Regions from separate parts of the Homo sapiens genome. Here regions 1, 3 and 4 are each linked to region 2. Evidence: chromatin loops called from intact Hi-C (ENCODE). Cell type or tissue: endothelial cell of umbilical vein. All regions are shown on one strand. Region 1 overlaps HNRNPLL (heterogeneous nuclear ribonucleoprotein L like). Region 2 holds the start of LOC105374470 (a long non-coding RNA gene). Region 3 overlaps ATL2 (atlastin GTPase 2). Region 4 has its middle 20 kb from the start of LINC02613.

The links. A loop is a pair of places that touch in the nucleus more often than their neighbours do. Peaks named below come from ENCODE experiments on the same cell type or tissue, not always from the same donor. Only the 100,000 strongest peaks of a DNase experiment are listed, where the experiment ranks them.
Region 1: a loop joins it to region 2, with 22 times the contacts of the local background. A loop is called at or near these places in 12 of 110 quality-filtered maps.
Region 3: a loop joins it to region 2, with 16 times the contacts of the local background. A loop is called at or near these places in 2 of 110 quality-filtered maps.
Region 4: it touches region 2 in a loop (35-fold over the local background); 12 of 110 quality-filtered maps call a loop at or near these places.

Annotation. Positions count from the first base shown.
Region 1 is chr2:38,577,116-38,585,115 of GRCh38, reverse strand. It overlaps HNRNPLL (heterogeneous nuclear ribonucleoprotein L like), which reads left to right. Exons shown (of 13, transcript NM_138394.4): 4 at 1,190-1,275; 5 at 2,948-3,044; 6 at 3,131-3,203; 7 at 7,584-7,655. Among named protein-coding and RNA genes, the nearest start is that of HNRNPLL, 22 kb to the left of the region's middle. In endothelial cell of umbilical vein, a CTCF peak has its summit at 3,398 (motif pointing left); a DNase peak (open chromatin) is centred at 3,365.
Region 2 is chr2:38,830,368-38,838,367 of GRCh38, reverse strand. It overlaps DHX57 (DExH-box helicase 57), which reads left to right. Exons shown (of 24, transcript NM_198963.3): 13 at 421-537. LOC105374470 (a long non-coding RNA gene) reads right to left here and starts at 1,998. Exons shown (of 3, transcript XR_001739419.2): 1 at 1,961-1,998. In endothelial cell of umbilical vein, a CTCF peak has its summit at 3,150 (motif pointing right); no DNase peak of the experiment used is centred here.
Region 3 is chr2:38,311,083-38,319,082 of GRCh38, reverse strand. It overlaps ATL2 (atlastin GTPase 2), which reads left to right. Exons shown (of 13, transcript NM_001135673.4): 3 at 64-198; 4 at 444-548; 5 at 3,749-3,799; 6 at 4,419-4,475; 7 at 5,840-5,932. Among named protein-coding and RNA genes, the nearest start is that of ATL2, 62 kb to the left of the region's middle. In endothelial cell of umbilical vein, a CTCF peak has its summit at 3,181 (motif pointing left); a DNase peak (open chromatin) is centred at 3,152.
Region 4 is chr2:38,532,051-38,540,050 of GRCh38, reverse strand. No RefSeq gene overlaps it. Among named protein-coding and RNA genes, the nearest start is that of LINC02613, 20 kb to the right of the region's middle. RefSeq lists a silencer at 3,835-3,894 and enhancers at 3,478-4,088, 6,330-6,459. In endothelial cell of umbilical vein, a CTCF peak has its summit at 3,791 (motif pointing left); a DNase peak (open chromatin) is centred at 3,830; H3K4me3 peaks cover 654 bases.

The sequences.
Region 1 (8,000 bases), 250 kb after region 2:
GCTGTTTCATAATAAGCTAGTAACACAGACACTTAATTTTTGTAATGAATAGAGGAACATCACAGTAAGGGAAACTTCAGTTGGTATCATATGTAGTCTGGGCATATGATATTGGGACATAAACTTAAAGCATAAGATATTCTTTAGATTTAATTAGACATTTTGTATTTTAAATATAGACTTATTAATATATAGTAATATATTTATAATATTCGGTGTTGGGAAAACATGTAACTAATCTAGTGTAGGTACTCTGTTTTTTGTTATATCTCTGGTGTGTAACAATGCAGCTGTGTAAATTATAGATGCTCAAGAAATTTCTTGATAGTTGAATAATTACTCCTAAGTAGGTATTTAGATTCTTAGATGACTCAGGCGTCTTGTTTAGTGACATGTAACTGTATGGTCTTCCTTGGGTCTTTTCTTTATGGCCATTGTCCCTTGAAAAATGAGTACCAGAGTTGTTCTAATATTATCTCTTAATACATATTTATTACTATAACACAAGTGATTATAATATTAAACATTTCAGTGTCACATTTGGAAAAAATATTCATTGATTATAGTTTTGGTTTATTAATTTTATATCATCAGAAGTTATTTTAGTCACCTGTTAAGAAAATAAAAATTGAGGATTCATTTAGGACATAAAATAGGTGACAGTGCTTTCCAAATGTTCCATTGGAACTTCTTTAATGTGGGTGTATTGTGTAGGTGAAGAAATACCTTAAGATTTATTAAAGTATAATAATTTTAGGCCAGCATGGTGGCTCATACCTATAATCTTAGTTCTTTAGGAGACTGAGGTAGTAGGATCCCTTGAGCTCAGGAGTTTGAGACAGCCTGGACAACATAGTGAGACTCTGTCTCTACAAAAAACGAAAAAATTAACCTTGTGTGGTGGTGCATGCCTTGAAGTCTCAGCTACTCGGGAGGCTGAGGCGGGAGATCGTTTCAGCCTGGGAAGTCAGGGCTGTAGGGAACTGTGATCGTGCCACTGCACTCTAGCCTAGGCAACAGTGTGAGACCCTGTCTCAAGAAAAAAGTAATAATTTTAAGAATTAATTTTATTAATCAATAGAAATGACATCTTGACAGTTGATAGTTTTTAGGTAAAACAAAACGAAGTATAGCTTTAATGTTTTTTCAGATGTAAAGTGTGAAGAAATCTTTTTCTTTTCCTTCATAGGATGTTTTATATACTGTATGCAACCCTGTTGGCAAAGTGCAACGTATTGTTATATTCAAGAGAAATGGGATACAAGCAATGGTTGAATATCCTTTATTTGTAAATTTTTATTGATGTGTAATTCATACGGATCTTATTTTTTCTGGCTTAAGCATTTCTAGACAAGTGGTGTTTACTTTGTCCTCTCACAAAAATCTACGTGACTTAGCTTTAAAAAATGAAACTGCAGTACTCATAGGGAATTTTACTATTTATGATAAGAATAACTTGCTACCAGAAAGCAATCTAGTGCTTCCTTTTTAAGCTGTTAAATAACACTATTTGAAGATATGTACACTTGTACTATTTTGGAATTTATCCTAAGTGAACTTTTCTGACTCCCTCTTAAAGTAGTTTGGAAGTACCAAAACTTTAGAGTCAGTAAAATCTTACCTTTTTTTATTGAACCTTTAAAATGGTAATGGTTTATGTAAAAACTTCTTTATGTTAAATTTGTCACACATTGAGTAAGAAGAGCAAGTTACAAAATAGTATAGATAATACACTTTCCCCCAAGCTGGACCCATCTTAAATAATAATAATAAAGAGAAAACCCCAACCTACGTGTGCATGTGTATGCATAGAAGAAGGTAGGGATATACAGCAAACGCTTTAATAGTGCTTACTTCTGGCAAGGGACTTATGTTTTATCTTTGTTTTTTTACCTTATATACCTTTGTGATTTTATTTTTTTAAGATTATGGACTTAAGTAATTTTTTTAAAAACTGATAAAATTTTAGATAGAGTATTATAAAACTATGCCTTCTCAGAAATATGTAAAAATCATGTATTTGTTTTGTATTACTTTGGCTCTTTGTAATGTTCTTCTTAAAGAGTAAAATCTTTTCTGTTTCAAGGTTGCAAGTTGTCCTTTGCTAGGGAATGGGACCATGCTCCATTATCTCCTCTGCTTTCCGATTTATAAAGTACTAATGATGACCTAAAAGAATTAAGGTAGATAGTTCGGTTGTATTATGTTTTCTTTGGTACCCTTGATTTTTTTTTTTTTTTTAAGATGGAGTTTTGCTTTTTGTTGCCCAGGGTGGTCAAGTGATTCCCGTGTCTCAGCCTCCCAAGTAGCTGGGATGACAGGCACCTGCCACCACACCCAGCTAATTTTTGTATTTTTAGTAGAGATGGGGCTTCACCATGTTGGCCAGGCTGGTCTCGAACTCCTGAGCTCAGGCTGTTCACCTGGTTCAGCCTCCCAAAGTGCTGGGATTACAGGCGTGAGCAACTGTGCCCAGCCACCCTTGATCTTAAAAATAAATTCTCCTGGCCAGGCGCAGTGACTCACGTCTGTGATCCCAGCACTTTGGGAGGCCGAGGCGGGCGGATCACGAAGTCAAGAGATCGAGACAATCCTGGTCAACATGGTGAAACCCCGTATCTACTAAAAAAATTAAAAATTAGCCGGGTGCGGTGGCACACACCTGTAGTCCCAGCTACTTGGGAGGCTGAGGCAGGAGAATTGCTTGAACCCGGGAGGTGGAGGTTGCATTGAGCCCAGGTCGCGCCACTGCACTCCTGGTGATAGAGCAAGACTCCGTCTCAAAAACAAAACAAAACAAAAAATTCTCTTAAAATTCATCCTGAAATTGGTAAAACATTTCCAGAAGTAAAAGAGCTACTTCTGATTATTTTCAATCCTGTCCTTTGGGAGTGAATAATGATTAAGTATCAGATACCTTAAACCGAATTTCCTTAATAGAGCTTATGTTTGAATCAGTCCTTTGTGCCCAGAAAGCTAAAGCAGCACTCAATGGAGCTGATATATATGCTGGATGTTGCACACTAAAAATTGAATATGCACGGGTAAATATTTTTTTCAACACCCTACCCAAGAAATATTTATGCTTTGGATATGCAGTTTGAACTTACATTATTTTCAATCTTAACAGCCAACTCGTCTAAATGTTATTAGGAATGACAATGACAGTTGGGACTACACTAAACCATATTTGGGAAGACGAGGTAGGTATTTTATACATTTTAGAATGTACTTGATCTGCTGACAAATTTTTATATGCAGTTAGATTCTTTTTTCCTGAGATGAGCTAGTTAATTCAAATGAAAACCTTGTTGATGAATGCTTTTGTTGCAAAAGGCCATGTAATGCTGGAAAATAACCTTGAACATTAGTGCCCCCTACTGGTATGTACTGAGCTATTTATATTTAGTTCAACAAGGAGCCCACACATTCAGGCACGCCCGCAGTTCAAGGACTTGCATTTCTCCAAGCAGCTCTCTCTCTTTGGAGGAGAGGAAACTGATTCAGAATATTCCTTACAAACTGCAAACTTGCACACTGCTTCTCTATGGAAAGGACTTTCCCCCAAGCTGGACGAGGCATTAAGAAGGATAGAGGACTCCAGCAGGCTGACTCTACACTTCATCATGCACAACATCGGCATCAGCAAAAAGCCCTCTGAAAAACTCAGACTCGCAATTCACCTTGACTGCATACTGCATGCACCATCACCCCAAGTTTTTAAAGGAGGACACTTAACAGTACTTCAGAATTGCATGGGATGAACACCATGATAGACTGTGCCCATTTATACAAGTTGTATGTATATATTGGTCTGATTTCCCTTAAGGTTTCAGTTGTAGAATTTAAGACTTTCCACTAACGGAAACTAGACTTCATCTGCAATGTTGTAAATCTTAATGCCCATTACTGTGACTGTGTGCAGCTTAGATTCAAATTGTTAATTGGCAAATAACCAGGACCAGTTTATTAACAGGTCTTGGGAATTGATAATGCTCAACCAATCCACACAGATAGAAAAATAAAAGGATTAGAAAGGTGCACACTTGCTGCATTGTTTACTTTTTAAATTTTTTGTTTTTTTCTCAATTGTGGTCACTGAACAGAAATTCTAACATAATGAAAAGGTGCATTATATGTGAAAGACGTTCTTCTGTGTGGTTTGATTTTTGTAAAGTGGCTGTTTATAAGTTGTCACTTTTTGTAACAATTTAAGGTTATCACTGTCAATTTGTGTAACTAGAAATTTTGACATTTCAAATGTAGGTGAAAGTAACATGTCTGTTCAAGATAGAATATCTTTAAACTTGATAAATCTGAAAATAAGAGCATTTCATTTGGGATGCATCTTCACCTATAAGTGCTAGATTTCGTGAGGATAAATTTGACTGATAAAATTGTTCAACTAACTGTGTGGCAATTCTGGAATATACAAATTAAAATGTGGATCTTGTAAAAACAAGGGGGCTGCAGTATTGGCTACATCTTAACTACAATATCAGTGTTTGAACTACAGGGTGGAAAAGCTCAAGATGAGTATGTCTGTAAAAGTCAGTAACTAGAAAAAAATTTTATGGCATACAAAATACCTTGGGGAGTGGGTACTCTATAGTGCATGTACTCTAGCAAAAAGAAAAAGACAATGTGATGATTGATCTTTTGCATGTTTGCATATTTAGGACTTTTAGATGATTGGCTCCTTTAACTCTCAATTCCCAGGAAATCATCTTGCCTTATGCATGAAATTGCAAATAGGTTTGTTTTGTAATGCAGCTTTGGCTAGACCCCATGTTTTTCACTACTTATGGAAATCTGCCTGGCCTTGGGTTGGTACAGTTGATGTCAGTATTAGAAAGCACATCCTTAGCACTGAAACAACCGGACAAGTGGTTGATGAGAAATGTCTCACTTCTGTCAATTTACAGTTATTGACCACTCGGTTTTGTTTTTTTAAAAAAATCTCATTTGAAATAGTTGTGGTTACATTTTTCTCAGGGGCTCTTTAAACAGGTGTAGATAAGCTTATTTTAATAGTGTTTACATCTATTCTTTTAAAGGGTCTGATGTTTACACAAAGCCAGCTGAGGTTAGTTCTTCATATAATTCTAGTCAGATAAGTTTAGAAATGTATAAGGTATATATGTGAATAGTGAAATATAATTAAAGCACGTAAAACGTTTTTAGTTTATGCTTTGAAGGAAAATTTTTTGTTTTCTAATTCCTTACAGATATTTGTCTTGCGAGACCATAACAGTTTATGTTTTTGTTTCTGTAGAGCTCTTAGCTTGCACTCAAATTGATAGCTATTGAAACTGTTAGGTTGCTATCCCCAAATAAAGACCTTCATAACATTTTTTTTTTTAACCAAAAAAAATAAAAACTTTTTTAAAAACATACCCTCACTTTTTTCAAAGCCCTTTTCAGCTTGAATTACATTTTAGTGTAAAGAATCCCTAACCAGGACGCCAGGGAACCCCTCCAGAAATCTTAGAACCTGTAGTAGATAGGTGCATCTTTTTGGGGAGAATGTTCACAGCTTCCATCAGATCATTTGACTCTAGGAAAGCTTACCACTGTTTAGAAACTGATATATTTAGGGTTCAACTTTCTGCTCACTTCTGTTTTACGTGACCTGTTACGCAGTGAATACTTCAAATGAAGTGAATTATTATTAATTTTTTAATTATTTTATTTTATTTTATTATTATTATACTTTAAGTTTTAGGGTACATGTGCACAATGTGCAGGTTAGTTACATATGTATACATGTGCCATGCTGGTGTGCTGCACCCATTAACTCGTCATTTAGAAGTGAATTATTAATGAGAATGTTTGGCTGAAAGATAGCTTGGAAGATAATCTACTCTAACTCCTTCATTTATGAATGAAAATTGTTTCTGTGACTATACAGCAAATTAGTGGTTTAAGTTGGAATCGTCTGATTCCCAACCCAGTTCTCTTTCCTTTATAGCACACTGTTAACTGTATCAATAAAACTGAGTCATGAAGACATTATGGTTGTTGTGGTTTTAAGATTCCTAGGTCAGATAAGGATTTGTATTTAGTGTTTGATGGCGTATGCTTAAGCAGAGGAACATTAACAGAATGGATTAGTAGGCTAGATTGGCTCAAAAGGAGTGAGACTTGCGTGATGAGAGACGTTAGAAGCCATGTGGTAGAAGGAACTGTGAATGTTAGGATTGAAGAAGAAATGACTTTGGGGAAATGGGGTCGGGGGGACAGTCATAATAACTTCTTGAGCATTTAGAAGAGGTTTTGGCCAACGACTAAGTCTGTAAGGCCCTAAATGGGGTAGAATATGGGTAGAGGATCAATTTCTATACAATATAAAAATTCATTTTCTCACAATTTAGGGCTATCTGGAAATCTTATTATTGGTTTTGGGTAAGCAGAAGCTAAATGGTCCCAACTTACAGAGATGATGTAAAGAGAATTTTTACATTGAGTAAAAGTTAAACTAGATGGCCTCAGTCCCTTTCAATGCCACAATAACTTGGAATAGGTGATTAAAACTCTACTTCTCTAGACTGAAGTGAAAATTAAAGTATTTCTCATCTCCCATAAACCTCATTTGTTTAGGTGACTAAGGATATAGGTAAAGGCTCTCTGAATTTTCAAGGATTAGAATGACCAGAGTCTTGAGATACATATTTTTAAAAATCTTATTGGGCACTGTAATTTCATCAGCAAACTTTCTAAAAGTATTGTATAATGATTTTTAAAATTTACTAACATAGGAGGTGCTATTTTAGAAACTTATAAATAATTTTTTTGTTGATGTCTCTAATTAGATTTGGGAAAATTGGCATGCCTTTTCTGAAAACGTAGCTAGAATAAAAATTATCCTTTAGAGTATTGTAGTATTCTCATCCAATAATGTAGCCCCCTTGGTTAGCTTTATCTTGGCATCTTTAAAGTTTGGGGTTGCTCATAGTCCTACCTGGTGTTATGGTCAATAGACAATGACCTATTCATGATATAATATGAGTCAGTGATGTGAACATTTTCAGCTCTCAAGTCAGGTGTTTGTAAATATGTGCATATACTTATAAAATACTCTGTGTTTACTGATTGTGAAACCATGTAATACAGGTTGTTGTTGGCTTATGCTGAAACTTCTTGAAAGAAGCCCACTTTGAAAATGTGTTGCTGTTGAAGCTAATAGTATGATTCAGGTACTGTCTTTCAAAAGTACTGCACTTAAAGCTTGTTTTAAAGACATGTATTGGTAAAAACTTCTGTACAGTGTCAAACTTCTAGCATTGTGTACATTCACTTTCTGAAAAGTATCCATTCTTCCTTAAATTTGAAAGTGTGATTGTATTTGGCATTTGCCAAAAAGATATATTCAAGTTAAGTGGAATTTGTTAGATGGAATTAATTTTTTACACTCTTGGTGTTGTGTTTAAATTGGATATGAATGGATGTTTAAAGTTAACCAGGAATCGTATTTCTTTTATGAATTGTTGTATTGGATGTTTTGAATGGGTGTTTCCCATCTGAGAACTCCATTAAGTACTTGGGTCAAAATTGTTAAAACCATGTTTCTACTTTTGTGTCAGATAGAGGAAAGGGTCGCCAGAGACAAGCCATTTTGGGAGAACACCCTTCTTCGTTTAGACATGATGGCTATGGTAAGTTGTCAAGGTAGAAAGAAGGTAGTATAGATGAACTGTTTGACTTGCTGCATTTCTGATGAAGTATGGCACATTTCTTGTCTATTTTTCCTGCGTATCTGCCTCGGTTTATATGGGATCAGTCCCTTGTAATGTACTCCCAGGAGTTGTCCAAAATTTGTTTTCTTAGGATAATGATTTAAAAAAAATCCTTGAGATAAGTGAGAGCTACTAGTTGGGGATTGAATACTTTTTTGCCATTATATTTTGGTTTGGTTTTGATTTTTAATGGGTTCTGGCTTGTAAGAGGACCAGAAAGAAGAATTATTGTTCAGTAAGTGTATTTTCTTTCATTCCAGCAAT
Region 2 (8,000 bases):
GCACTTTGGGAGGCTGAGGCAGGAGGACTGCCTTAGCCTGGGAGTTCGAGACCAGCCTGGGCAACACAGCAAGACCCCATGTCTACAAAAAATAAAATTAAATTAACCAGGTATGGTGGTGCATGCCTGCAGTCCCAGCCTCTCAGGAGGCTGAGATCGGAGGATCACTTGAGCCTGGGAGGTCGAGGCTGCAGTGAGCTGTGATCACACCACTGCATTCCAGCCTGGGTGACAGAGCAAGACCCTGTCTCTAAATAAAGAAAAGAAAAAAGTTCATTTCAGTACATTAAATGTTAATATCTGTGCTATTAAACCAACACTCACCTAATTCACAGGCATATTGTATATGGTATAAATATACAATAAAATACATCAACAAGGTATAAATATCCTTCTCATTTTTACCTTTCTTTCTTTCAGGGGTTAGCAAGTCAGTCATCAAAACAATGTCCATCATGGATTTTGAAAAGGTGAATCTTGAATTAATAGAGGCCTTATTAGAGTGGATTGTGGATGGAAAGCACTCCTACCCTCCAGGTAACTGCTTCTTTATTAAGGCTTGAATGACAATTGAAACACTTAGTCCTTGGCTAAATGGGAGTCTATTCATGAGTGCTTGAATTACATGCAGACTCTGCACACAGGCTACAAGGCAGTGGGGTTAAGAATACAGGCTTTGCAGTCTGATAAACTTCCCAGCTCTGCTATTCAGGAATCTTGAAACCTTGAATAAAGTCTTTATCTTTTTTTTTTTTTGAGACGGGGTTTTGCTCTTGTTGCCCAGGCTGGAGTGCAATGGCGTGACCTTAGCTTACTGCAATCTCCGCCTCCCGGGTTCAAGCGATTCTCCTGCCTCAGCCTCCTGAGTAGCTGGGATTACAAGCATGTGCCACCACACCTGGCTAATTTTGTATTTTTTAGTAGAGACAGGTTTTCTCCCTGTTGGCCAGGCTGGTCTCGAACTCCTGATCTCAGGTGATCCGCCTGCCTCGGCCTCCCAAAGTGCTGGGATTATTGGCGTGAGCCACCGTGCCCGGCCTAGTCCTATCTTTTCTATGCTTCAATTTCCTTGTTGTAAAATGAAGACAGTAATAAATCCTGTTATGTAAAACTATTTTGGGGATTAAAAGAAACCATATGTAAGACACTTAGCACAGTATAGTTAAGGCTCAGTAGATACTACCCCTAATACTGATGACATTATAATTATAATAATACATGCCAGGTGCAATGGCTCACACTTGTAATCCCAGCACTTTGAGAGGCCAAGGAAGGTGAATCATTTGAGTCCAGGAGTTTGAGATCAGCCTGGAAAACATAGTGAAACCCCATCTCTACAAAAAAGTGCAAAAATTAGTCAGGCGTGGTGGCACATGCCTGTAGTCCCAGCAAGGGGTTGGAGTGGGAGGATTGCCTTAGCCTGAGAGGTGGAAGCTGCCATGAGCCATGATCGCACCACTGCACTCCAGCTTAGGCAACAGAGCAAGACCCTGTCTCAAAAAAACAGAAAAAAACCACACACCACATTTTGTATGTCATATGTATTACATACTGTATTCTCTTTTGTTTCTTTTTTTTTTTTTTTTTTTTTTGAGACAGGGTCTCACTCTCTTGCCCAGGCTGGAGTGTGCAGTGGCATGATGTCAGCTCACTGTAACCTCTTCCTCCTGGGTTCAAGCAGTCCTCTGGCCTCAGCTTCCCAAGTAGCTGGGACTACAGGTGTGCACCTCCACGCCTGGCTAATTTTTGTATTTTTAGTAGAGACAGGGTTTTGCCATGTTGGCCAGTCTGGTCTTGAACTCCTGACCTCACATGATCCACCCACCTTGGCCTCCCAAAGTGCTGGGATTACAGGCGTGAGCCACTGCACCTGGTGTACATACTGTATTCTTACAGTAAAGTAAACTAAAGAAAAGAAAATGTTATTTAAAAAGTCATAAGGAAGAGAAAATATATTTACTATTCATTAAGTGGAAGCAGATTATCATAAAGGTCTTCATCTTTGTTGCCTTCACATTCAGTAGGCTGAGGAGGAGGAAGAGGAGGGATTCCTCTTGCTGTCTCGGGTGGCAGAGGTGGAAGAAGTGGAAGGGGAGGCAGAAGAGGCAGGCACGCTCATTGCAACATTAAGGAAACATATTGTAATTTCTGTCTGACTTTGCTCTTTCATTTCTCTAAAAATGTTTCTATATAGTACCAATCCTTCCCCTGTTTGCTTTGGTTTCAGTGCTCTATCATAGAATGGTCCACGTCATAATAGAAGTTAAAAGCAGTCTTGAGTCTTTCTGCCAGACTGTCTAATGTCAATGTGTTTGCTGGCACTGCTGCTTCTTTTACATCTTCTTCCTCATTGTCTGGCACTGGTTCAGAAGCACTCATCTCCATCAAGTCATCTTCTGTTAATTCCCCTGGTGTGGTGTTGGCTAGCTCTTGAATTTCTCCAAGATCCATATCTTGAAATCATTCACCACTGCCACCATCTCCCCACCTTTATTCCATATCCATAGTCTCTTTTATGATTTTCTCACTTGTCTTATAAATCCTGTGAGGTCATGCACATCTGGACACAGCTTTGTCCAGCATCAGTTTATCGTTTTAGGCTTGATGGCTTTCGCACTTTTTCAATAACAACCGTGGCATCTTCAATGAAGTAATCCTTCCAGACTTTCATGATGTTCTCTCTATCAGAATTCTCTTTCGTAGCATTGACAGTCCTTTCCATAGAGTACCTGTATAATGAGCCTTAAAGGTCCTCATGAACTCCGCATATAGAGGCTAAATTAGAGACATATTTAGGGAAAAGTAGATCACTTCAGTGTCTTTGGTGTTGAACTCATGGGGTTCTGGGTGGCCAGTGGCACTGTCCAGTATGAAAAGAACTTTGGCAAGGTGCTTCCTGATTCCAGGGACAAAGCATTGATGGAACCAGTCCAGAAAAGGGGTTCCCATTGGCCAGCCTTTCTTGTACAACCAGAACACTGGCAGCTGGTGTTTCTTCTTTCTGTTCAAGGCCAGGGGTTAACTTTATAGACAGGGCAGTGCTGATCATGAACCCAACTACATTTGCACAAAAGAGTAGATTTAGCCTATCCCTTCCTGCCTTAAATCCTGGTACTCACTTCTCTTCCTTACTAATAAATGTCCTTTGTGGCATTTTTTTTCCAGAAGAGGGCGCTTTCATCAGTTATTTGGAACCTTTTCAGGCAGATACATTTCTCCTCAATGATTTTCTTAATGGCATCTGGGAACTCATTATCTGCTGCCTCTTGGTCAGCAGAAGCTGCTGCTTCTGTTATCTTGATATTTTAAAAGCCAAACCTCTTTCTAAAATTGTCAAACTATCCTTTGCTGGCATTAAATTTCCCAGCTTTAGATCCTTCCCTTCCGTTTGCTTTAAGTTGCTTTGCTTTTTCTTGACTCATACAGGTATGCCTTATAGCAATCTTGCTCCCACATAAAAACTGCATTTTCAATGAGATAAAAAGGTATTTCTCAAAAAGCGTAAGATTTTCACACCTGCTGGCATAGCTGCAGTGACAGCTTCACAAATCTCTTTTTCTTCTTTCACAATGGCCCTTACTCTGGATTCATTTATCTGGAAATGGCAGGCAACCACGGTTATAGACCTCCATCTGCGGAACATATTGAGCAATTCACCTTTTGCTTGTGATGTCATGACTTTTCTCTGCTTCTCGGGAGTACTTACAGCATCACTAGTGGCACTTCGTATAGCCATGATGTTATTCAAGGTTTACTGTATTCCACTAAACACAATGAAAAATGCACAAGAACCACAGAGATCACTTTTTACTATAATATACAATATTCTGACAAAACAAATGACTTACTTGGAGATGATTAGTGTCACAATACATTTTTTTAAGTCGATTCTCACAACACTTGAGCTCACTGCAGTAGCAACAGGAGGTGGCTACAAAATCATTTTTTAAATAAAGTTATTACAGTAGTATACTGTATTATATAGTTCATTGTATGCAGTTTTGATTTAATACCACTTTTTTTTTTTTTTTTTTTTGAGATGGAGTTTTGCTCTTGTTGACCAGGCTGGAGTGCAATGGTGTGATCTCGGCTCACCGCAACCTCCGCTTCCCAGGTTCAAGCAATTCTCCTGCCTCAGCCTCCCAAGTAGCTGGGATTACAGGCATGCGCCACCACACCCGGCTAATTTTGTATTTTTTTAGTAGAGATGGAGTTTCACCGTGTTGGTCAGGCTGGTCTCGAACTCCCAACCTCAGGTGATCTACCCACCTCAGCCTCCCAAAGTGCTGGGATTACAGGCATGAGCCACCATGCCCGGCCTGATTTAATACTGCATTTTTACATTTGTTCACATTTCTCTAGATGCAAATGGCGCCAGGTATGGTCCATAAGTATGTGTGTGTGAGTTTTGATTATTTTAACCTTTTATAATAGGTTTGTGTGTATTTTATGATATAAATAATAAAATAGGCTAGTATCTATATATGTCTTATGCATTCATGACATATCTCTTTCTTAATTTTTTTTCATATTTCTAGGCTATGCAGTTTGTGTGCTAGTTTTTTTCAAATTGTCACAAATCTCCAAAAATTTTCCAATATATTCATTGAAAGAAAATTGCCAATGAGTAGACCCATGCAGTGCAAACCTATGTTGTTCAAGGATCAACTGAACACTTATTATAGTTAAACACTATTACTACTACTGTACTAAACACAGAGCAATCACTACTTTACTCACTGTCTTCCCATCCCGGTAGCCTTCTTAACCTCACTTGCAGTCCCTTATCCCTAGAATGAATACTCCAAATCTTCTCTTAACTAAATCCTTTATTTTCTTCAGGTTTCTCCTCAATTTACCTCTACAGACCACCCTATCTGTTGTCTTGCCCCAATCCCCTTACTCTATCCTAATATCTAAAAATAGGCCGGGTGCTGTGGCTCACACCTGTAGTCCCAGCACTTTGGGAGGCCGAGGCAGGCGGATCACCTGAGGTCAGGAGTTCGAGACCAGCCTGGCCAACATGGAGAAACACCATCTCTACTAAAAATACAAAAATTAGCTGGGCATGGTGGCGGGTACCTGTAATCCCAGCTACACAGGAGGCTGAGGCAGGAGAATCTCTTGAACCCAGGAGGCGGAGGTTGCAGTGAGCCAAGATCGCGCCACCGCACTCCAGCCTGGGCTACAAGAGCAAGACTCCACCTCAAAAAAAAATAAAAGAATTCATTTTCATTGTAGCACTTAACACTGTCTGAAATTGGAGTTTTGCATACTTCAGTAGGATATAAGCTCCTTAAGAGTAGAGATTTCGGCCAGGCACAGTGGCTCACCACCAAGCAACAACAGCAAAACTCCGTCTCAGAAAAAAAAAAAAAAAAAAAAAGAATAGACATTTCTTGTTCACCACTGTATTTCTCAGACCCTAGAACAGTGCCTACAGCATTTAGGTACCGAGTAAATATTTGTTGCATGAATAAATGAATGTAATGATTAAATGGAATAATAGATCAAAAAATTACTTTATGTTGGTTGGGCATGGTAGCTCATGCCTGAAATGCCAGCACTTTGGGAGGCCGAGGTGGGTGGATCACCTAAAGTCAGGAGTTCGAGACCAGCCTAGCCAACATGGCAAAACCCCATCTCTACTAAAAATTAGCCAGACATGGTGATGGGCACCTGTAATCCCAGCTACTTGGGAGGCTGAGGCAGGAGAGTTGCTTGAACCCAGGATGTGGAGATTGCAGTGAACCAAGATTGCGCCACTTCACTCCAACCTGGGTAACAGAGCAAGACTCTGTCTCTAAAAAAAAAAATATATATATATATATATATTAATCTATGTGATCATAAAGAACTTAAGAGAAATGAGAATGGCTGCTCTCTTCTGCTTACACTTTAATCATTATGTGGTTTTCTTTTCTTTTTTTTGAGACAGAGTCTCTGTCACCCAGGCAATGGAGGTGCAGTGGCGCAATCTCGGCTCTGCAACTTCCGCCTCCTGGGTTCAAGCAATTGTCCTGCCTCAGCCTCCCGTGTAGCTGGGACTACAGGCATGTGCCACCACACCCAGCTAATTTTTGTATTTTTAGTAGAGACGGGGTTTCACAGTGTTGGCCAAGCTGGTATTGAATTCCTGACTCAGATGATCTGCCCGTGTTGGCCTCCCATAGTGCTGGGACTACAGGCGTGAGCCACTGCACCCGGCCCGCTGTGTGGTTGTCTAAAGAGACTTGTGAGCCATATAAAATTATTTAAATGCCTTATTTTTACTTGGCAAGTAGTGAGTGTTGGCTAATACAGTATCACTTCACTGGACTGTATATCTTGTTTCTTTTTCGTGTGTGTGTGACAGTCTTGCTCTGTCGCCCAGGCTGGAGTGCAGTGGTGGGATCTCAGCTCACTGCAACCTCTGCCTCCCAGGTTGAAGCAATTCTCCTATCTCAGCCTCCTGAGTAACTGGGACTACAGGTGTGCACCACCATGTCCCCCAGCTAATTTTTGTAATTTTTTTTTTTTTTTTGAGATGAAGTCTCACTCTGGAGTGCGATGGTGTGATCTCAGCTCACTGCAACCTCCGCCTCCCGGGTTCAAGTGATTCTCCTGCCTCAGCCTCCCGAGTAGCTGGGATTACAGGTGCACGCCACCATGCCCGGCTAATTTTTTTGTTTTTTTAGTAGAGACAGGGTTTCACTATGTTGACCAGGCTGGTCTGGAACTCCTGACCTCAGGTGATCCGCCCGCTTTGGCCTCCCAAAGTGCTGGGATTACAGGCGTGAGCCACCATGCCCAGCCTATGTCATTTCATTCCAAAGGAGAAGACTATTACTGAAAAAAATCAAGCATAGCAAAAAAATCAGAAATGAAGAAGAAATGTTAGAAAATTACCTAAATTTTGTAATCCCAGCTAGTCGGGAGGCTGAGGCAGGAGAATCGCTTGAACCCAGGAGGCAGAGGTTGCAGCAAGCCAAAATCCCTCCATTGCACTCCAGCCTGGCAGCCTGGGGGACAAGAGCGAGACTTCGTCTCAAAAAAAAAAAAAAAAGAAATAAAGAAAGAAAATTACCTAAATTTAAAGCAGAGTTGATATAGTGACTAGGAAGTCAGTGACATATGTGACATATCTGTGAACATTAAAGATATCCCAGACAGATGAGGCACATAAAAATATAGACAAAAATTTTTTCAATCCATATATAATAGTATGTTTCATCGTTGTTTAATGTTGTGGCTTTTTTTTTCCTTTGTATTTTTCTTTTTGCTTATCTTTTAATAAATAATTTTTTTAATTTTTCTTTTTGAGACAGAGTTTCACTTTGTCACTCAGGCTAGAGTGCAGTGGCATGATCACGGGTCACTGCAGCCCCAACTTCCTGGCTTAAGCAATCCTACAACCTCCCTCAGCCTCTCGAGCCCTACTAAATTTTTAATTTTTTGTAGAGATGGTGTCTCCCTTGTGTTGCCCAGACTGGTTTCAAACTCCTAGGCTCAAGCAGTCTTCCCACTTCAGCCTCTCAAAGTGCTGTAATTACAGGCATGAACCACCACACCTGACCTCAATAAAATTTTGTGGCATTTTAGCAGAGGATCATGGGGTATGTAATGGAAAGAACATGGATCTGATGCCAGAAACCCTAGGTTTGTGTCCAAGCTCCATGCTTACTAACTCTGTGACCTGAGTCTGAAGTTACTGAGTCACTAGTAGGGGTACTAGTAGCCTTCTTTTTTTTTTTTTTATTGAGACGGAGTCTCACTCTGTGGCCCAGGGTGAAGTGCAATGGCATGGTCTCGGCTCACTGCAACCTCCACTTCCTGGGTTCAAGTGATTCTCGTGCCTCCAGCCTCCCAAGTAGCTGGGATTACAGGCATGCACCACCATGCCAGGCTAATTTTTGTATTTTTAGTAGAGATGGGGTTTCACCATGTTGGTCAGGCTAGTCTTGAACTCTTGACCTCAGGTGATCCACCCACCTCAGCCTCCTAAAGTGCTGGGATTACAG
Region 3 (8,000 bases), 520 kb after region 2:
ATTTTTTGGTTTCTTTTATTTCTTAATTGTGTTGTATTTTACATTTATCCTTGACTTTAACAGGATTCTCAAAGTTGGATTGGTGGAAACAATGAACCATTGACAGGCTTTACATGGCGAGGTGGCTGTGAAAGAGAAACAACAGGCATACAAGTTTGGAATGAAGTATTTGTGATTGACAGACCTAATGGAACTAAAGTAAAATTCTGTTTATACTTTTCTACCCTGTATTCTTTCTTGGGCTATTTTCCAGTATTAAAAATCAAAACAACACAGAACTATTAATGTTTGATAACTTTAACATACGGATTATTATGTCAAATGTATGAGATATAAGTACTTTTCTTGATTTAATTACTGCTTTTCAAATTTATCATTTGATTTTTTTTATAGTCATTTTTGGCAACTGTTTTACTAAATATTTTAAACTCTCAAATTCCTAGGTTGCTGTGCTGCTTATGGATACCCAGGGTGCCTTTGATAGCCAGTCAACTATCAAAGACTGTGCAACGGTGTTTGCTCTGAGCACTATGACTAGCTCTGTCCAGGTGAGACACAAGATTAAGTGGTGCGATCAGTTCACGTAATCATTTGGCCCCTTTTTTTTTTCTTTTTTGAGACAGAGTTTCACTCTTGTTGCCCAGGCTGGAGTACAGTGGCGTGATCTCGGCTCACTGCAACCTCTGCCTCCTGGGTTCATTCTCCTAACCCGAGTAGCTGAGATTACAGGCCCCCGCCACCATGCCCAGCTAATTTTTTTGTATTTTTAGTAGAGACGGGTTTCACCACGTTGGGCAGGCTGGTCTCGAACTCCTGACCTCAGGTGACCCGCCCACCTCGGCCTCCCCAAGTGCTGGGATTACAGGCGTGAGCCACTGAGCCTGGCATTTGCCCCTCTTGAAAATGCCTTTTTAATTTTTTTTGAGATGGATTCTCACTATGTTGCCCAGGTTGGAGTGCAGTGGCTATTCATGGGTGTGATCATGCACACTCTAGCTTTTGGGCTGAAGTGATCCTCCTGCCTCAGCCTCCTGAGTAGCTGGGACTGTCAGCATATGCCACCTTGTGCTGGCAAAATGCCTTTTGATTGAAGGGAAAAAAAAGGAAGCTATTTACATTTCTTGAGAGCTATTTACATTTCTTATTGGTTATTTACATTTCCATGCATGGTTTTCTGGCTTATGATGTGAAATTTTGTACTTTGGATAGTTACAAAGGATGCAATAAACCAACAACCAGTCTCTTTAGTTTTTCATTATGGAATACATACTTTTTTTTTTAAAGGAAAAGATATCACATGTTATCTGTAATTGAAATCAGATAGATGGCTACCAGACACAGTAATATGGAGAGTATATTTTTGTTTTTTTGGCTAAAACAAACAAAAAACCCAGGTAATTAAGCTTAGAAGTCTAGTTTTTTATTCTGTATCTATGACAAGTGGTACTCAGTTATTTGAACTAAAGGAGATAAAAGCAGAGTAATTACTTAATGTTTAATTTAGGAAACCCAGACAAGGCTTATGTAATAATAAACTGAGGATTTTTAGCACCTTCATTTAGGAAGGGATAAAATCCCTTCTCTTTTTCACTTATATTCAAATTGTGTTTGGTGTTCTATCCGGTTCTAGTTTCTTCAGGCTAGGCCATTTCTTTTCTGTATAATTTAGATGGATTGGACTGAATTAAACTACCACATGTCATTTGGTGTTTCTTTACTTTTTCTTTTCTGAGATCATCTGTGGCTGATACATCTCTGAAAAATGAATTATTGAAGTATGGCGGTTAGGCCCAGCTGGTGATGGTGTATCAAGAAGTATATTTGCAAATATTTTTTTAAAATGGGTATGTGATCCTCCCAAGATAAGAAATTGTTCTTATCAATGGTAGATCATAGGTGATGCTGTCACAGTGTCTTGGATTTTTTTATGCTTTCCAGTAATGTCTGGAACATATGACTCGTCTCTCTAAGCTCCCATTTTCCTCCTTCCTCAGTTTGAAGTACCTAGCCATCAGAGTGGAAAGAAGGTTGGCTGTTAACCTGAGCTAAAAGAAGAATACTCTTCAGCTTGGCTTCAGTTTATTATAGGGTTGGGATATTTGTCATTACCCACTAAGTGACGCTGGTGGGGACCCTCTAAGTCTCTTTTTTTCTCTGATCTTGCAAGATGGCACAGCTGTGATTCCCTTGAAGCAAGCAGAAGCCCCTCAGGTTAGCTGGCTCTAGAGGGAGTTCTCGAGTTCTCTGTCCTAAAACTTATCCCTTAGTCTTTTTTTGTTTATTTATTCAACTTTTTGATAGTAAGAGACCTGGTTTTAGACAGCCACTTAAAGCTGTGCAGCCACTTTGTTGTCTGTAAAATGAGTTTTACTCATCTTGCCTATCTTGGATGTGGTTGTTGTGTGCAGTCAGAAATGAGAGCTAAATGAGATAATGCATATGAAAGTGCTTTGTAAAGTATAAATAACCAAGAAGATTAAGATTATGATTATTTTCTTCCTTGCCTTTGGGTGGGGGGGGTAGTTTTCTTTCCTTATGTAAGATATCTGGCTGATAGATAAATGATAATTTGATCTTCTTGTCATTTATTCCTTCAACAAATACATACTGAGCACCTGTTACATACAAGACAGTATGCTAAGTACTAATGATCTAAGTTAAATAAATCTCTTTCTCTGTTTGCTGTTTGCAACCTGGCCCTGACAATGAAAGGATCCAGACCTATTTTCTAAAAGCAGAGGCCCACATAGGTTGGTCATGGTGTCAGGGTTTATGTTAAAATCTAAAGTTTAATCACCTCAGTCATCAATTACTTTTTAAATCCTTGTTTGGAATTAGTAGCTAAGAATATCATTTTAGGTTTGCTGGCCTAAATTGACTATATTCTTGACCTCCAAGTGGTTTAGCCAGAGTATCACTTATTTGCTCCTAGAACAGATTGTTCTCTCTTCGGAGTCACCCTGGTTCCTAAGATGTAAGTTATTTCTTAGCAGAGGTGATATTTGTTGATGGCCACTTTTCTCCTGTGGCAGTGTAGATTACTGTCTAAAGATCTGTCTTAGAATTAATGGATGAAAATCCCCGTTTCCTGAGGATACTTAGACCCTCCTTTATCAACTCTAGTCTCCTCCAAAAAATTCTGGAAAGGGCAAGAGTGCCACCTACTGTTACTTTTATTAGCTTCCACAGGCCAGTAAAATTGTCATGTTGAGTGTAAGTGAAAACTGATGAGTAAGTAAACTGAGGAGTGTGAGTAAAAAGAGAACCACACTAGAGTCAGTAGTAGTGGAGGTACCCCTGAGTAACTGTATACTCTGATTGTACCAGGGAAGAATTTATCTTTGTAAACTGTTGCCCCTTATATTCACTAATTTAGAAAAATGATGGTGGAAATAACCTACACTCTTTAAAAAATGATCGTATCTTAACATTAAAGAGCTTAGAGAAGGAGTACAAGAAACCTACTAGATACCACACTTGTTCTTCTACCACTTTTAGGCCATGAGTATACATATATTCATGCTTTTTGCATATTTTACCACCACTGCTTCTTCCTTAATATTCTATCTTGACTATTGTTAGGAAAAAAGAGAAAATCCTTTTCACATGTCAGTTGTCAAGATAGTAGTTAAATGATTCCTTTGCGCTGAGATACAAAATAACCTTTTTTCCACAAGTAAAGTTATACAGAAGCTGGGTATTCAGAACAAAACACTAATAAAAAACAAAATAAATTTTGTTTCAACAGGTATATAATCTGTCTCAGAATATTCAAGAAGATGATCTTCAACATTTGCAAGTACGTATTTCTTTTTTTAATTTTTATTTTTTGAGATGGAGTTTCGCTCTTGTTCCCCAGACTAGAGTACGGTGGCACAATCTTGGTTCACTGCAACCTCCCCCTCCCAAGTTCAAGGGATTCTCCTGCCTCAGCCTCCCAAGTAGCTGGCATTACAGGCATGTGCCACCATGCCTGGCTAATTTTGTATTTTTAGTGGAGATGAAGTTTCACCATGTTGGTCAGGCTGGTCTTGAACTTCTAACCTTGGGTGATCCGCCCGCCTCGGCCTCCCAAAGTGCTGGGATTACCCGGCGTGAGCCGCTGCGCCCGTCTGCGAGCACATATTTCTTAAAGAAAATGTGCCAACTATTGAAATTTAATTCTCACTTTATTATGAATTTACACTTGGAAGCCTATAATACTGGTAACACGATTGAATGTTATATGGGTTTAAACTGGTGTATGACTTCTTAACTGGAAGAAATTTTGTACATACCTAGTGTGTTAGAAAATTAAATGTTTGGCTTTGAAATGATTTTAAAGGTTCTGGTACCTGGAGCTTTGGTGTGGAACAGGTTTACACATGTCTTCTTTCAATCTCTTTAGAGGCATTATTTTAACTAACTCTATTTAATAGTTATTTACAGAGTATGGAAGACTTGCGATGGAAGAAATCTACCAGAAACCATTTCAGGTAAAAAAGTTATTCTAACATTTTAAAGATTAGCCTATGAGAAGTTGTGAAGCCACCTCAGTTTGTAATTTTGGAGACACCAGGATATTACAATAGACTCATTGCTAGCAACAGATTCAGTGCAATCGAAACTAACCTTTGGTAGTATCATCAGCATACTTATCAGTAGGCGAACAGGATAAATAGAATAAATGAATCTAGGCTAATTCTTAATGCTTTCACTTAGATTAAGGGGAGTAATGTTTCTCTTAACAGATGTTATTCTAAACTTAAGACAATAGGAAATATATGACAGTCATGCCATTTTTTTTTTATACGTGGTAACTACAGAATGTTACAGGTTTCTTTTTTGTGGTTTACTACAAGTTGAAATTAGTTCTGTTACTCTTTATTTTGGTTTCATATAGAAAAGTTCCAGATAGTTTATTTTTTGAAGCAAGTGTAATTTGTAAGTTGCCATTAATACTGTTTGGTGAGCTGCAGTTACAGTAGGAGAGCATGACTCTACCATGTTTGCTCCTAAGTGTGTGAAGCCTTTCCGGTATGACAGCATTGCTACTGATTGTTAATCTTAATGGGTTTACATTGATTCTGCCTCACTCTTGTCTGGCTAGTATGGTCACTTTTATTAAGTAGTTGAGCAGATGATGCCTTCGTTTTTGGATATATAGGTGAAATATACCCTATTTGGCCTATATCAGTTTTTTCTGAACTGGGATCATTTTGCCACCCAAGGGGACATTTGCTAATGTCTGGAGACATTTTTGGTTGTCACAGTTTTGTGGGAGAGCTTAGTGCCTCTTGGTATCTAGCATATAGAGGCCAGAAATATGGTTCAACGTTCTACAATACACAGGACAGCCACACACAACTAAGAATTAACTGACCCAAAATGTCAGCAGTGCTGACCCAAAATGTCAGCATTTGAGAAATCTAACCCTATATGAGTAAAAACATCCTCTGTGAGTGAAAATGTCCTTATTGACCCCAGATCTATAATCAGTCTAGATAGCCATCTAGAATTAGTTGGTCTTGTAGTTACACAACCATGATTTAAAATTATGATCCGTGTGTCCTGATACACCCATTTTTCATTTTTAAAGTCCTGTATTACTGCTTGTGGTGACTCTTTCTTTATATTTAGTGAAGTTCTTCAGTGGCAGCGATTGCTTGGTATAGGGCCTGAGAATGTTGTTTAAGTGGGTCCTTGATATAACCATGACCAGTACTGACCATTTAGTTACTATAACTTTTGATAAGGATTGTTTAGGAGAGTAAGAGAGGCTTCAATTGTTAAGAGTTGTGATTTTTTCGTAAATTTTCTTTATTGTAAAATAAACAATTTTTATTTTTTCTGTGTATAGACATTAATGTTTTTGATTCGAGATTGGAGCTATCCTTATGAACATTCATATGGTTTGGAAGGTGGAAAGCAATTTCTTGAAAAGAGATTACAGGTAAGACCCTAATGCTTAAAGAGGAGAACATAAGCACCAAGCTAGGCAAACGGGTGGGCTGTCCGGACTGCTGGTCACATTACCAGTATTTACGTGTCGTTGGAATAAAGTATTCCAGGTTAGCCCAAGTGACTCTGTTTGTAATTGATGAAAAGTAAAGTGGTTGCATTCCTACCAAAGAAGACAGTGTCCTTGAATCAAAATTAAGGATCATGATCCTTTATTCCTAAAGGTAGCCCCCCATGGAAGTACTTGTGTATTAGTCTGTTCTCACACAGCATAAAGAACTACTTGAGACTGGGTAATTTATGAAGAAAAGAGGTTTAATTGACTCACAGTTCCACAGGCTTAACAGGAAGCATGACTGGGAGGCCTCAGGAAACTTACAATCATGGCGGATGGTGAAGGGAAAAGCAAGCACCTTCTTTTTTTTTTTTTTTTTTTAAGACAGTCTCACACTATTGCCTGGGCTGGAGTGCAATGGCACGATCTTGGCTCACTGCAACCTCCGCTTCCCGGGTTCAAGCGATTCTCCTGCCTCAGCCTCCCGTAGCTGGGATTACAGGCGCCCGCCACCACGCCTGGCATATTTTTTGTATTTTTTAGCAGAGACGGGGTTTCACCATGTTGGCCAGGCTGGTCTTGAACTCCTGACCTTGTGATCGGCCTACCTCGGCCTCCCAAAGTGCTGGGATTACAGGCGTGAGCCACCGCACCCAGCCAGCAAGCACCTTCTTCACAAGATGGCAGGAGAGAGAGAGTGAAGGGGGAAGTGCCACATACTTTTTAACAACCAGATCTCGTGATAACTCACTCACTGTTAAAAGAACAGCAAGGGGGATTTCTGCTCCCATGAATCACCTCCAACCAGGCCCCTCCCCCGACACATGGGCATTACAATTTGAGATGAGATTTGGGTGGGGACATAGAGCCAAACCATATCAATTTGGGAAACCTGCAGGTCAGATACTTACAGGCTACCCATCTACTCACACACACAAAGGATACATAAAGACCCCTTTATTCATTAGGAGGGTGCTGTCTTTCATTGATAAGATTTTATTTGTCTATGGGAATGATGCATTTGGTTTCTCAACTGCATTAAAGACTTGGGGTATGATATAATTTTCTTTTAGTTTTAAAATGAGATTAAAACCAATTCAACATTCTTAGATTATTTGAAAGGCATTTCCAGACCCCACTTTTGGAAATAATTTCAGTCATCAGCATTTTCTGTTTCTGGTTTGTTCAGAAGAAATTAACACAAAGCACAATAGACATACTAACTAAACTCAGAATTATGTAACTCAAAGACAAGAAAGTTTTTAAACTTTTTATTGAAATGTTATACATATATTCAGAAAATTGCTCAAATCATAAGTGTGTAGCTTGATGAATTTATAAAAAATGAACATAGCCATTTAGCCAGCACCTAGAAGCACTCACCTCCATACAGCAACCTTCCCCCAAAACCCTCTACCAGTATCCTGACTTCTCACAGGCTTTGTTTTTGTACTTTATGTGGATGGAATCACATACAGAATGTATTTGAGTCTAGCTTTTTTTACCCAATATTATGTTTCTGAGGTTAATCCATGTTGCATATAGTTTAATTTATTTATTCTCATTGCTGTATAGTATCTATTGAATGAATAGACAACAGTTTTTCCATTCTGCTGTTGATGGGAGATTTAGGTAGTTTCCAGGTTTTAATTATAAATAGCGCATATTTTGTTAAAATTGTTTTCCAGAAGAGTGTTTAGGAGACTGTGTGAGTTATATTGGGATAAATGAGTAATTATCTAAAATGTTTCTAAGTTTAAGATTTTTTTCCCCCTAATACATGGCAGTTTCCCTTCTCAAAATTCTGGTAACTAGCATAAATCATAAATAATCATGTAGAGAGGGACCTGAAATTCTAACACATTTCTAAGGTCTTTGTACTGCACTGTAATTTTTTTTATCTTAGCTTTTACTTTGTTCAGGGGCTAAACTTTTTATTTGTAGGCAAATTTATACTTTTTTTTTTGTTTTGTTCTGTTTTGTTGCTGTTGTAAGTACTTTAAAG
Region 4 (8,000 bases), 300 kb after region 2:
AATATGGAATGATATATACACCAGCATGCTAATACTGGTTACTTTAAGAGAGTATAATTGGACAGGGGAGGAGAAAAAATATATACATTATATATATATTATATATGATAATATATTATAAAATATGTGTCAATATTATATATGAGATATATTTTTATATATTTTTATTATATATAATATATTAGCTTTCTATAATTAAGTTTATTTAAATTGTTATGAGTGTGTATTATAATTTTTTTTTTTTTTTTTTTGCCCAGGCTGGAGTGCAGTGGTGCGATTTTGGCTCACTGCAGCCTTGAACTCCTGGGCTCAAGCAATCCTCCTGCCTCAGCCTCCCTAGTAGTTCGGACTACAGGCATGAGCCACCATATCTGGCTTGTGTATTGTAATTTTTAAGAGTGCTTTTGTAAAATAAAAAAAGCATAACCTTTGTTTTCTCAGCCTCCCCAGTCTGTGGTTGTATGCTGGATCACATTATGGTTATAACCTATGTCTCCTCTGCGGTATGCTCAGGTTCCCTGTAAAACTCATCCAGTGATTTCAAGGCCTTTTCGCCCACCCTGTTTTTCCTCCTTGGCTCACCTGCTGCTGGAGAAGCCCTGGGAGGGAGTGGCCTCCCATGACACTCAGGCACGTAACCCCCCTGAAGGGGGTGCGGTTTGTGCTTGGGGCTCTGCCAGAGTACAAAATGGCATCATGTTCCCTAGACTCCCAAAGTCCCCTCAGTGTCCTAGTTCTTCAGGAAGGGGCAATGCCTTTCATCCCCCTCACCTGTCACACTTTAATGGGTGGTTACAAAATTGGAGCTGCTTGGGCTCCTCATGCATGTCAGCTCCTCTAGGCTGGTCCCATCTCTCCAGAAGTGCCTGGGTCCCTTCACGCAAGCTCAGCCTCTAGGGGGCATGTCCACGTACATTAGTGCTAATTGTGTGGTAGAGGCAGAAATTCAGTGAAGGGAAAGACGGGGCTTTTTTAGAAGACTTGGGGTTTACACAGGACCATGGGGAGGTATGGAGATGGGGTACATCAAATGTGGAAACCTTAACACCAGCAACATCAAGAAGGGGGAAGGCAACAGTAAAAACATGGAAGGCCAGGTGCGGTGGCTCACACCTGTAATCCCAGCACTTTGGGAGGTCGAGGCGGGTGGATCATGAGGTCAAGAGATCGAGACCATCCTGGCCAAAATGGTGAAACCCCGCCTCTACTAAAAATACAAAAATTAGCTGGGCATGGTAGCGTGCACCTGTAGTCCCAGCTACTCAGGAGGCTGAGGCAGGAGAATCGCTTGAACCCGGGGGGTGGAGGTTGCAGTGAGCTGAGATCGTGCCACTGCACTCCAGCCTGGGCAATAGAGTGAGACTCTGTCTCAAAACCCCCCCAAAAATCATACAGTTGAATAAGAACAACTATTTCCCTGGTTTCTGTCTTTCTCCTGTCTCAAAGGCCTCTTAATGTATTATTAGGCAGGGATGTGTGTGTATTAGTATCTTAAGTAAATAATTTAACATGTTAACAACATTCCTTGAGGAAATAAATGTGCTTAAATTTTTAGTATGCATGGGACTTGGCACTGGTGTAAAGACACTTTGAGTAGACAGTGGTTCACCTGCAGTATTGGCCATATATCCTAGAGCCTTCAAGTGTCTGGAGAAGTGATTTCCTTCTTAAAATGGATAGATCCTCCTCTGAGTGCAGGAATCTGACTAATTACAAGAATCTCCTTCCCTGGAGTGATCATTCAACCTGGGATGTGTCACTGCAGATAAAAGAACACCCCGTAGATTCTCACTAGAAGAGAACCAGTGGCTGAGCGTAATGTTCCCTTCCTCAGGGAGAACATATTTCTTCAGAAGGGGAAATGCTTTTCAGGCAAATAAATCACTGCTCCAAATTTTTCATAACTGATTCAATATACAGTTCCAACTTCTGTGTCAAATGCTGGTTTGGAAAAGATTTCCAGTGTCATGGGAAATCTATGGACTGAAGAATATAACATTGTGCATGAAGGAAGTATCAAACATTGAGCTTTAAAAAATACTTCATAATCGTCAAGTATTTACAAATGAAATTATAGGTAATCTCAGATTTGCTTTAACATAGCCTAGCTGAGTGGAAGAGGGGTCCTGGGGTATAGATAAAACGGAATTGACAATGTGTTAATTATTGAAACTGCGTGATGTGCCCATGTGGGTTTATTATACTGTTTTCTCAACTTTTGTAAATGTTTGAAAATTTCCATATAAAAAGTTAACAGGCCGGGAGCGGTGGCTAACGCCTGTAATCCCAGCACTTTGGCAGGCTGAGGCAGGTGGATCATCTGAGGTCTGGAGTTCAAGACCAGCCTGGCCAACATAGTGAAACCCTGTCTCTACTAAAAATACAAAAAATTAGCTGGGCATGGTGGCAGGCACCTGTAATCCCAGCCACTCGGGAGGCTGAGGCAGGAGAATCGCTTGAACCCGGGAGACTGCAGCCTCGGCAACAAGAGTGAAACTCCATCTCAAAAAAAAAAGGCCGGGTGCTGTGGCTCACACCTGTAATCCCAGCACTTTGAGTGGCCTAGGCGGGTGGATCACAAGGTCAGGAGTTCAAGACCGGCCTGGCCAACGCGGTGAAACCCCATCTCTACTAAAAATACAGAAATTAGCTGGGCATGGTGGCGGGCGCCTGTAATCCCAGCTAGTTGGAAGGCTGAGGCAGGAGAATTGCTTGAAACCAGAACACGGAGTTTGCAGTGAGCCGAGATCATGCCACTGTCCTCCAGCCCGGGGGAAAGAGAGATACTCCATCTCAAAAATAAATTAAAAAAAAAAAAAAAGGTTAAACCCCAATAGTGTCTTTCTTTTGAGTGAAAATGTTTTTAAAAATTAATAATTCATAGAACTTGCATAACGAATAAATATATAAATGCATAAAATATAGCTAACACTGGTGCTTACTATGTACTAGGCATATATGTTATATATGTACATAATTTTGTATATTATACATGCATATGATTATATGCATACATACATTTATATGCACTTACATTAAATATGTAAAACACACACGTATAAATATATATGGTGTATCAACTCATTTAATTCCTGTCAACAATTCATGACGTGAGTTCTAAGTAAATTATTTGCATGTGCAGATGAGGTAATGGGGTTATATACGGGGTTAAATAACGCACCCAAGGTCATTAAACAGGATTTGAACTCAGCAATTTTGGCTCCAGAACTCATGCTCCCCGCTGCCTGTATCCATGCGGGTCTGTATTGTCGCCAACAACTTTCCCCACCACAGTTTAACTTTTTTTTTTTTTTTTTTTTTTTTTGAGACGGAGTCTTGCTCTGTTGCCCAGGCCGGAGTGGAGCGGTGTGATCTCGGCTCACTGCAACCTCCGCTCCCAGGTTCAAGCGATTCTCCTGCCTCGGCCTCTTGAGTAGCTGGGATTACAGGTGCACGCCACCAAGCCCGGCTAATTTTTGTATTTTTTGTAGAGACGGGGTTTCAGACGCGCCCAGCCCACAGTTTAATTTTTATTTTTGAATTGATTTGGGAGTGGGGGGTGGGGTGGAAACTTTTTTTTTTTTAACTGTCCGGCAATTTTGCTGAAGCTACCTGTCCAGGTTGGCCCCGGGGCGTGCCTCTTGGCACCGAACTGGGGCGCCTGAGCCTCGGCAGTGCGGGCGGTGGGTCGGCTCGGGTGACCGGTTACCCCCGGTCTTGGGTCCTTTGCACCGCGGCGATCCGACCGCCTCAGAGCGGCGCGCAGGTAGCCGTGTGGCGCCACCTGGTGGCCGGAGCCCCAGACTCGATCCACAGCAGCGCGCGCCCGGGCCTTCGCGGTGGGAACGCAACCCTGGCTAACAGAACTGCGACCGCTCCGCGCACTCCCGGGGCGTGGTTGAGGACAAAGCCAAAGCCCAGGGTGGCGGGGAGGAGGTGGGCGGCCACAACCCCAAGGGAGATGGGCCTTGGACCTTAGCCTGGAGGATCTTCTCCGCTAAGGAGGGAGACCCAGGAGGCTCGCTCGCGGTCCGCGCAGCCCAGGCCTGCCACCCTGACCGCGCCTCCTCGGAGCCCGCAGCTCCACCTTTGATCAAGTGGGAATTAACTTGAGAAAGGGGTGCTGCCTAAGGACTTTTAAAACGAACTCTTTAACATTTCCAAGTACTTACCCTTCATGTATGTGTGTACATAATCTATGTCTATTTCTTTATATCATCACTTATTTCCAGAAAGGGTATGAAAGCTGGAATGACGTCATATAATGCCATTTTTTTTTCCCTCACGACAGCCCTCTTACGCTTGTGAAGAACGCATGTGCTGACCCCCAGAGCCTGGTCCTGCCGAGCTGCTCCCTGGTGCTGGGGAAAGGTGGCACAACTGTAGAGACAGAAGAGTATTTTGGGGGCCTGGCAGGGGGCAGAGTGTTCACGGTGGTCCAGAAGGTGCAGCCGCATCAGGGCAGGAGGCTGGGAACCGCTTTCTCTCGCCCATAAACCTGCCAAGGAGATCTGGAAGGCCTGCGGAACGTCCTACCTGTACCAGGTGGGCCGGCGGGACTGCATTTGCTACCGGACCAAGAAGGCAAATCTCCCTGGTAGGTGCTCCCTTTCCTAGTGTCTGCACAGCTGCAAGCTAAGGAAGCTCTTCGCTGGGTCCTGCAGCATACAGGCCGCGGGTGAGGTGCAGTCGCCTCCTGTCACAGGCAGCAGGGCTTCCGTGCCACAGAGGGAGGGCAGCCCCTCCAAGGCAGGGCCTCACCCCTCATCCAGACCTGTCTGAACATTCTGCAACGAACGCCCAAGTCCATGGATGCTTCCCTGGCCAAGGCCTGGACCGGCCTCTCTTGGACTTTATGAGTACTGTGTTATTGTGCGTATGGGCACGCCTCCCCATAAAGGGTGAGGTCATCCACTGAGGAAGAAGAACATTTCTCAAAATTGCGCCTGAGATCTGAGCAGGGAAACTTGAGCAGGACTGAATCTCTAGGCAGCTACTACAGTGTTTCCCTCTGTGGGCATTTGATAGATATTTGGTGCTTGCTTCTCTTCTGCTCCCACATAAAACCTCAAGATTCCATCCTCCAAGGAGTCGGTTCCGCCTGTCACTTCACTCCAAGCTCAGCTTCAGAGATAAGGCTTCAGAAGAGAAATGCGTCTTCCCACATATGGCTCTGTTTTGAACTTAAAAACAGATTTGATGTGAGTACCTGCATACCATGGTGATAGGTGCCATAGAAATCAGAGGAAAGGCCGGGCACAGTGGCTCATGCCTGTAATCCCAGCACTTTGGGAAGCCGAGGTGGGCGGATCAGTTGAGACCAGCAGTTCAAGACCAGCCTGGTCAACCTGGTGAAACCCTGTCTCTACTAAAAATACAAAAACTAGCCGGGCATGGTGGCAGGCGTCTGTAATCCCAGCTACTCGGGAGGCTGAGGCAGGAGAATTGCTTGAATTCGGGAGGCGGAGGTTGCAGTGAGCCAATATCACACCACTGCACTCCAGCCTAGGTGACAGAGTGAGACTTCGTCTAAAAAAAACAAAAGAAAAAAAAAGAGGTAAAGCAGGGAGGTGGGACAGAGGAATGGTGGACCTAGAACATCAGGGGTTGGTTTGGAAGCAGCGTTTTGGTGACACTGATGCTTATTTTAAGCTGGCAGTGTTATTGATCATGTCCTCCCTGCACAGCCAGCCTCCCCCCTGGGAACACAAATGCTTTCTGCTTCCCTATGCACTATACTCTGGGGTCTTGAGAGGAGTGGAAACTGCATTCATCATGTAAGATACACATCAATGTCACTACTTTATTGTTGTTGCTGTTGTTGTTGAGACAGAGTCTCACTCTGTCACCCAGGAGTGCAGGAGTGCAGTGTTGTGATCTTGGCTCACTACAACCTCCACCTCCTGGGCTCAAACAATCCTCAAGCCTCGACCTCCCAAGTAGCTGGGACTACAGGCACGCAGCACCATGCCTGGTTAATTTTTGTGCTTTTAGTAGAGATGGGGTTTCACCATGTTGGCCAGGCTGGTCTCTAATTCTTGGTCTTAAGCGATCCACTGGCCTCAGCCTTCTAAAGTGCTGGGATTACAGGCATGAGTCACCACGCCCGGCTGACACTTTTCAACGTATTCATGCACATTACCTCCCTCATTTAATCCTATGCTAGGGCAGCTAGTATCACCCCTGCATTTCTGATGAATTTGAGGTTCAGAGACTGACTTGTCCAAAATCACAGAGCACGTGAGTGGCCACAGCTAACCTGAAGCCCCCTGTTCCCCTGACTCGGCTTCCTCATGTTGTGTAGCCGTGGAATTTTCAGGGTGCTGGACAGGCCTTCAGTGTATTTTGGGCAGTGTCATTCAGGATAGAAGGAGCTGTGTGGAGTGATTCAAATGCTCAGAGAAGCTGGTGCTTCTGCATGAAGACTGCAAGAAAATGGGATTGGCTGCAGAAGAATTTTGCTAATTTTATGTCTTGAGATACACGGACTCTACTTTCAAGATTGGCAGTCATTCCAAACAGCTCCTGGCCAGCATCAGTGAACTTCAGTACTCTCAGCTTCACTGGCCTGTGCAAATGCAAATACAGGTCCTGAGAATGGCTGCACAGCTGCCTACACCCTCCTCAAAGCATCACGGGACAGACAGCTCAGACCAAGCCAAAGGCAACGTGAAACACTGGGCATGCTTTCACTTCCTTTCTCCACTCTCCTGCACGCATGTCTGTCGTAGCTAACTGGTACGCCTGCGTGCCACGAAACTCCTTGTGTCTGAGCCTTCGCCTCTGCCTTCCCTCTCTCTCACCTGACCATTCATCTTCACTTTGCCAAATCTGACCTAGCCTTTGAGGCCCAGTTCAAATGTTCCCTCTCCAAAAAGGTTTTCTCTGATTCCCTGTCGCTGAAAGTTGAAAGTGATCTCTCCCTCCTCTGACACCACTAGCTTGAAAGAGGGTCTAAAGGTGAGAACGAAAGGTCTCTCCATTCCGAGAGACACCAGTAAGCCCCCAAAAGCTGGAGCCTGCCAAGCTCCCCTTGCCTTATAGGGGGAGTCCGAACTGGTTCCATGATTCCCCATTCAAGCTCTGAGGGTTGACAAAGGAGAGGGTGAGGTGGACTGGTCTTGGGGAGAGGGGTTATTCACTCTCTTTCTTGAAGCCAAGGAATGGGGTGGGGACCTAAGAGAATCATAAGGAAAACTAGAGGTGTTTGTAAGGAGAGTTGTGCTCCCAGATGGTTGTTTGCTTGGCCTTCGGGCTTGTCAATCTGCCCTAGGGCTGTGGAGAAGAGGATGGGAGGGAGATAGTGGGGAAGGGATATACTGCCTGGCAGAGAGGGCCCAGAACTGCTGCCTTGAGTTCTCAGCTCCTGAGGGCGTGCAGGATGGATCCATGCAAACTTGCTGTGCTGAGAGGAGACACTTGCCCTTTGCCTCTCTCTCTTCCTGCACCAGCACACACTGGAGGGCTGGCTCTACAGAGGGGAGAAGATGATGGGTAAAGAGATCAAGCCTAAGCTAGAGTCACAGACAGACCCAGTCTGCATGGGTAGACAGGGAGTTGATGAGACTTGAAGCTTCAGGATGCAAAGGACTGAGTCTTAAATCGGAAATAATCAAAGGTGGCTAGAAAGCTATGGAAGGTGGCAAAGATGTGATTAAGAAACCCTCTATTTGAGAAAAAAAAAAAGGATGGTCAGTCTGGATTAGTTGGGGGCAATTACATTAGGAGAAAAATCATGTTTTATCCCCAAGTAGTTGAGATTATTCAATCAACTATTTAGAATTTTTTTTTTTTTTTTTTTAGATGGAGTCTTGCTCTGTCACCCAGGCTGGGATACAGTGGCATGATCTCAGCTCACTGCAACCTCTGCCTCCCAAGTTCAAGTGATTTTCCTGCCTTAGCCTTCTGAGTAGCTGGGACTACAGGCACCTGCCACCATGCCCAGCTAATTTTTGTATTTTTAGTAGAGATGAGGTTTCACCATGTTGGCCAAGCTGGTC